2 separate regions of the Mus musculus genome follow, and region 1 is linked to region 2. Evidence: chromatin contacts called from ENCODE POLR2A ChIA-PET data. All regions are on one chromosome and are shown on one strand. Each heading gives the region's core, a stretch centred on a gene start or an enhancer-like site at or near the end of the contact. The rest is flanking DNA. Distances are from core to core; before and after follow the strand shown.

Region 1 (3,702 bases), core at 703-3,202, 120 kb after region 2:
GTTGGAGTCTTTGTGTTAGGTCTGGACCCTGAGGTTCTGGGAAACTGCAGTTTAGAGGTAGTGGAAGCTTTGGTGGGGGCTAATATGAAGTCCTTAAATCACTGGGGAGATGCCTACAGGGGAGAATGTAGGAGCCATCAGCCCCTTCTACTTTTGTTTCATGGCCATGAAAAGAGTAGTTTGTGGGGGCTGGAGAGATGGCTCAGTGGTTAAGGGCTACTGGTTGTTCTTCCAAAGGACCCAGGTTCAATTCCCAGCACCCACATGGCAGCTCACAACTGTCTGTAACTCCAGCACCTGATCCTCTCACACCAATGCACATAAGAGTAATTTTCTCTGCCTTGAAGTCCAGTCACCGGCATCCAGAAAGACTACCAGAGGCCCAGAGACCCAAAGCAACAGGCACATCTGACTAAAGACTGAAAATACACAAACTGCAAACCTAAGCAAACTTCTTCTTCTTTGCAAGTTAATTTATCAGATATTTTCTTTTTGTTTGGTTTTGTGTGTGTGTGTTTTGCCTGTGTGTACTTCTGTGCATCATGTAAGTACCCGGTACCAGAGGAAGCCAGAAGAGAGTACCAGATCCCCTGGAACTGGAGTTACAGAAGGCTGTAAGTTGCCTTGTGGGTGCTAGGAATCGAACCTGAGTTCTCTGGAAGAGCATCTAGTGTGCTTAACTGTGGAGCCATCTCTTCATTCCCCAAGAATTTCTTGATCGTGAGAGAAAACCAACTAGAGCATTAAAAACAAAACAAAACAAAACAACAACAACAAAAAACAGCAGGGGAAGCTGGTCCAGTGCTCAGGAGGCAGAGGCTGGTGGATCTGAGCTGGAGGCTGGCCTAGTCTACCAAGAGAGTCCCAGGACAGCCACCAGAGTTAACAAAGAGAAACACTGTCTCAAAAAAACAAAAGAAAAGGAGTGGGGTGGGAAGTGGGGTGGAAGGCTTGTAATTCAAAGACTCAGGAGACTGACACTGGAGGACCCAGATTCTGAGGCCACAGAGAAGCTGTCTGGAAACAAAAGCAACAACAAAACTTTAAGCAAGCTTAAGACAAAGGAAAACAAACAAACAAACAACGCTCAACAATAATCAGCAATTTGGGCAGCCCTGAAAACCAGAGCTGGGTCTAAGAAATCCAGAACGGAATTCAAGTCAAGTGATATTTACAGAAAAAAAAAAAAAAAATCACTAAGGCAAATGAGAGGCTTCATGGGATAGTGGTCATCTAAATACCCTGGCCTAGCTGCTGTACCCACCCCCATGGACATTCTGCTTTCTACAATAAGTCTCAACGAACACGATTAGGTTTGGTCTGTAGCAGCTCCGAGAATAGCTCAGTAGGCACAAGTGCTTACTGCTGATCCTGACATTTGATCCCTAGACTAGTTGTCCCCTGGCTCCTGTGGCACGGGCGTGTGCACAGACAAGACATACAGACGCATAAACAAACTTAAAAATAATTTAAAAAATTTTTTTAAAGGAAGCCTAGCCCAAAGCAATGGTCTCTGACACCATCAGAAAGGCTGGATGACAGACAGTCAGTCCAATGCTCTCAGCTCGGGTCACCAGCGTTCCTTATTGCTAATAAGCTTCTCCTCCGCCACCGACTTCCAAGCTCCAGTTCTCGGCGTGGGCGACCCCCCGGCCGTCTCTTTTCGCAATCCCCCCAGAGAAGCGGGAAGAACCGGCCCGCCCTGGTTCTGCTTCAGGGGAACCAAGAGGACGCGATGATTCGGGTGGCCAGATTGATGCGGGTAGCCGGGCGGCGGGCAGCAATGGGCCGTCGGCCGCTCCTGTCAGCCACCGAAGCGGACGTGCAGCCCGAGCCGGATGTGGCGGCGCGGCACCGGCCGGTGGCCCGGGATGCGGCGCAGCAGCTTGGTCGCGAGGAGGCGTGGGCGTGGCTGTGGGCGTGGCCCGCGCGTGGGCCGAAGGGAGCCGGGCGCTGTAGCCGCGCCGACGGCGGCCAGGACAGCGGCGGTTGCTGCGCCCGGTACTGGGGTCCCGGCCTGAGGCGCAGGCGCGGTGGACTCAGCCCGCCCCGGGCTGCAGCTCGCTGTGGACTCGTCATGGCGACGGAGCAGAGGCCTTTCCACCTGGTGGTGTTCGGCGCCTCTGGCTTCACCGGCCAGTTCGTGACGGAGGAGGTGGCCCGGGAGCAGATAGCCTCGGAGCAGAGCTCCCGCCTGCCCTGGGCCGTGGCGGGTCGCTCCAAGGAGAAGCTGCAGCAAGTGCTGGAGAAGGCTGCCCAGAAACTGGGTAACACGGCGGGGTCGCCGGGGTGGGCAGGGCCGGGCCGGGCTGGGCGCAGGTCGCCGAGGGGCGTCTCCCTAGCGTGCGCCTGCATCGAGCCCTGCGGGAGGACCGGACGCCTCGCCTGGCCGAGCCGGGCCGGGCCTTGTTCCGCTCCTAAATTAAAGGAAAAAAAGAAGAAAAGGCTTTTCTCTCCCTCCCAATTTGGGGATCTCCACTGTCGAGAGAGAGTTCAGAACTTCAGTGGCTCCTCTGTCCATCTCTGTTGTTCTGATGGGTTTGAAGGGTTCTTGTACTTGTGGGAAAGGGAAATAAGACACGGATTTCTTGGAGGTCCATTGTAGTTTGTCTCTTGGGGACAATTAAGAAAGCTGAGTTGTACTAGCAATATTATAGTGCACCTATTTTTGTGGCTTGGTGATACGGATTTAGCTCAGCACTTCTGAACGTGGTAAGCATATACACCGTGCTTCTGAGTTACCCCGCTAGCTGCTTGCTTTTTTGTGTGTGTGTGTTTTTCTGGTTTTCAGTTTGTGTTTTTGCTTGTCGAAATCCGCCTGCAGTTCTCACTTTAATTGCTTGAGGCAGTGTGGGCTGACCTGGACATACTGATGCCCTTGCCTCTTCGCACCCCCACCCTCCACTCCAGTCGTCTTATTCTTAATAAAAATGTGGGAATTTTTTTTTTCTTTTTAAGTTTTGGATGTTTACTTATTCTTTCAGCTTCTAGTCAACATGTTGATTGAGTAGTATTTTCCATGCTAGGCCTTGTCCTAAGTGTTGTGATGCACACATGGGAGTGAGGAGGGACACGTGGGTGCTCTTGCGTGTACACACACACACACACACACACACCCAACCTTTTTGCTTTGGGGAAGCACCCGACTTAGAACCCCATAGCCTTGGAGTTTGGCAACTAAATCTCCACCCAGGACAAGTCATACTTGTTCTTCATTCTTTCTATTCAGTTTTATGGTTCCACACTGAGCCTTGTCAGGGCAAGGGAACACAGCCTTTTGTTTTGTGCTGCCATTGCTAACACACAGAACCTTGACAGAGAAGTTTTGGACATTTATTGTTTTCTGGAAAACAGGCCATTATTAAAATACATTGTTCCTTTTATTTTCCCTCAGTGAGAGTATAGCAGTGGTTCTCAGAGACCTGTGGATTGCAGACCCCTTGAAGGTCGAATGACTGTTTCATAGGGGTTGTCTAAGATCATCGGAAAACACAGATGCTTAGATTATGATTGACAACAGTAACAAAATTACAGCTATACATTAGTAACGAAAATAATTTTTATGGTTGGGGTCACTACAACATGAGGAACTGGATTAAAGGGTCACAGCACTAGGAAGGCAGAGAACCACTGCTGTATAATTATAACCTAATTCCTTACCATCTACATTGCCCAAATTAGGCAGCTTTGCAGAGAGTGCCT
Region 2 (3,274 bases), core at 486-2,985:
CACACAGAAAGCTTACAGTAATTCTCAGGCCTATCATTTCTTTTGCAGTGAGGTGGTCCTAGCTTCTGTGTCTATCCTGAGAATAGGAGTTCTGCTCTCTAGGGCTTGATTTGAAGAACAGGAGGGCAGAAACACTTTCTTCCTGAAGCTACACCTGAGGGCTTCCAACTGTCCTTTATTCCAAAATACTCACTTATTATTAATGAGTCATGCTTTGAGGTTATCATTTTCGGGGCCCCAGTAGGAACTAGAAAAGAGATTTCAGAACTCCCAAGCTTTCAGAAACTCAACAAGCATGGAACACTCAACAGGTCCTAGTCTTTATAGATATATTACTTTAGGAACATAAAAATATACCTCCAAATGTGGAATAAAAGTCTTTTCACTTTCAAAGGCAACCACTCTGGCACCAGCTTTAAGTAATGCCCCAGTCAGGATTCCAGGACCTGGTATATTAACAGAAAAACTTTATTTGCAAAATAAACAACATACTGTCTGATTCTGTCTCTCCATTTCTATCTGTCTGTCTGTCTGTCTGTCTGTCTCTCTCTCTCTCTCTCTCTCTGTGTGTGTGTGTGTGTGTCTTTCTCTTCCTCTATTTTTAAGACAGGATCTCACTGTGTAGCTCTGGCTGTCCTGGAATTCACTCTGTAGACCTCGATGGCCTCCAACTCACAGATCAGTCTGCCTCTTGCTGGGATTAAAGGTGTGTGCCATTGCATCCGGCCACAGTCACTTTCAAAGTCGACTTTACACAAGCTTCAACGACACAATGTTTCCAGATAACATTCTTTTTGCATATAGAAAACTATGATTAGGCAGTTACCTTGAACCCACAACATCTCAACAGGTAAGCTGTACAGCCTTCTGTCTGTCAGTGACAGCAACACTTACTGTCCTAACAAATGTCACTATTTCCTAGAAGAAAAACAAGTATATAAGATAGTATGTAAGATTGCGACTACCTCTTACTCACGGACTATTTGAATGTTTAGCCATAAAAATTACTGTCAAGTCTAAACGAAATGACTGTCAGTAAGAAGTGATGCTTAAGAAAGAAAAAAATACAATTCAGGGTCAATGAGAACGCTCAGAGGGCAATGGCGGTTGGCGTAAAGCCTGAACACTTCGTTTCAATCATTGAGATCACAAGTGTAGGGCGAGAACTGACTCTCGCTAAGTCGTCTTCTGACCTAAACACGCGCGCATACACAATAAACAAACACTAATTTAGGATATTGGGCACGTAAACGCTAAGGGCAAAGCTTCTGTTCAACTCACCTGGATTGCACTCTAGTATAATTTGACGGGATGGGTTTTGGTGCTCCAGCAGGTCCCGTACCAGGTTCCTGGCCGCTTTCTTACATGCTATGTGACGCGTAGGCTCCGATCGATTCCTGGATGTCCACGGGGACGACTCCTCCAAATCAGAATCAGGCAACGGCTCTATATTGAAGTCAGAGAAGCCGCGGCGGTTCCTCGTTTGCCAGTCCTTCCGCGTCGCCGCTCCGGACCCTAGAATGCAAGATGGGCCGCGGGCCAACGCTGACAGCGCGATCCGCGGGGGAAGCCGCATCGCCGGTCCCCTCATCCTCCTCTAAAGTCCACCTCAAACACCAGTTAAGGTAGCCTCTGCGAAGAACGCAGAGCACCCCATCACACGTGCACACATTTCACCACCACACTAGGCCGGGCGGAAGTAAACATTACGAATGGCGCATGCGAACGACCTAGCCTCAGTCCTTTGCTCACTCGCTTCCGCTTCCGCCTAGGCTCCGCCCCCAGGCTCCTGTGCGTGGACTCTCCGGGTGTGTCCGTGCTGGAACTCTATGGTCGCCCGCCCTCCGCACTTCCTCTCTAGCCGCGGTCTCGCACTCTATGCTCCTCGGTCCGGCCGCCAGCCGGGAGGGTTGCGCAGAGGGAGGCGGGGCGGGAAGGCTAGAGGTGTCCGATCCTCCAGTGCCGCGGGAGACCCGAGCCGGCGGTGTGACAGCTCGTCGGCCGCCATGTCAGCGCGCGGGGCTGGAAACAGACCCGGCGCCCGGCGGTAGCCCTTGCATTGCCTCGGATGCCCAGGTAAGACCAGCAGCCCGGCTGCAGGGGATCAGCCGGCTGGCGGCGACCGCCGAGCTGTGGGGAGTCGCTGGCTCCTCCCCGGGCGCTGTCCTCCCCGGAGTTGCAGCGGGTCCCTCTCGCATCCGCCCCCTCTCGGATCTCCTGTTTTCCCCGCTTTTCTGCGGGTACGCGGTTGTCGCGCGTCGCGCCAATTTCTCCGCGCGCGCTCCCCTCCCCGGGGACCCGGCAGCTTCTACTCCGCGTCGGTGTCTCTGTTCGGTGGCCCGTCGCCTGTGCCAGCTTCCCTGCGGGTAGCTTTTATTTGCCCCCATATACCTTCTTTCCCCTCCACAGCTACCTCTTTGGTTGTCAGGAACCGCCGAGTGCCTCCCTTCTTTCCCTCCCTGTGGGCCAAGATTTACCTTTTCTTTTTAATATGCATGTTTGCAAGACTGAAATTTCAGGCTGAAAAATTTTAATATTTGAAAGCTTAAAATTCCTTCCCATGTTTAAAAGGATTAAAGCCTTAGGAAGCTTCCTTATTCTCTGTGTAAACTTAGTTAAGCACATTGTACCGTAGAATGCAATTTAAAAGGCCGATTGCAAAGACTAAAAATAGGATACTCTAATGGGAATTTTGGCAGTGTTAGAAGATCCTTTTCTTTGAGAGTGATTTCGGTGTTTGGGGATCGTACTCAAAGCTTTGCCCATTATCCCTTCCATCAAGGCTGGAAGCTGCGGCCAATCAACTTCTTAGTTTAAAATATGTACAATCCTTTCTGCTTACTCTGCTGGCAGCATAATTGAGCTTGGCATATAAATGCACAAGGAAAGAGTTTCTCAGGAATGTGTCACCTGCCAAGTAGCCTCAAGATTGCCCTTAGCTAATGAAACTCTAGGGCGGAAAGAATTGACACCTGAAGATGGCCTTTTTTGCATGGTAAGTTAGTACACTGCAGAAGCTATTAACTGTTGTTCACTGATCTTGATTTTGTTAAGTTTTTGTTTTGTTTTTTAACATCCTTTCTTTATTGAAATTATTCTTCCCAGGCATGGTGGTAAAAGTCTGTGCTCCTGGCATTCAGGAGGCTGATTACCCACCAGTTGGAGGCCAGCCTGGGATGCATAGAGTTCAGGGCTAGTTTAGGATATAGTGAAACCATGTCTCAGGAAAAGAAAAAAAGCAAAGGTGACCCCCCCCCATTGGCATTTTGATAAA

What was found. ChIA-PET counts read pairs that join two places held with the same protein, here RNA polymerase II (POLR2A).
Region 1: POLR2A ChIA-PET joins it to region 2 with 14 read pairs in Patski. The contact joins the promoter of Sccpdh here to the promoter of Tfb2m in region 2. POLR2A ChIA-PET finds 5 or more read pairs at or near these places in 2 of 5 experiments (Patski and embryonic stem cell).

The regions. Positions count from the first base shown.
Region 1 is chr1:179,666,279-179,669,980 of GRCm38, forward strand. It overlaps Sccpdh (saccharopine dehydrogenase (putative)), which reads left to right and starts at 1,953. Exons shown (of 12, transcript NM_178653.3): 1 at 1,953-2,267. The coding sequence starts at 2,078.
Region 2 is chr1:179,544,541-179,547,814 of GRCm38, forward strand. It overlaps Tfb2m (transcription factor B2, mitochondrial), which reads right to left and starts at 1,736. Exons shown (of 8, transcript NM_008249.5): 1 at 1,282-1,736; 2 at 358-446. The coding sequence starts at 1,591. It overlaps Cnst (consortin, connexin sorting protein), which reads left to right and starts at 1,989. Exons shown (of 11, transcript NM_146105.3): 1 at 1,989-2,076.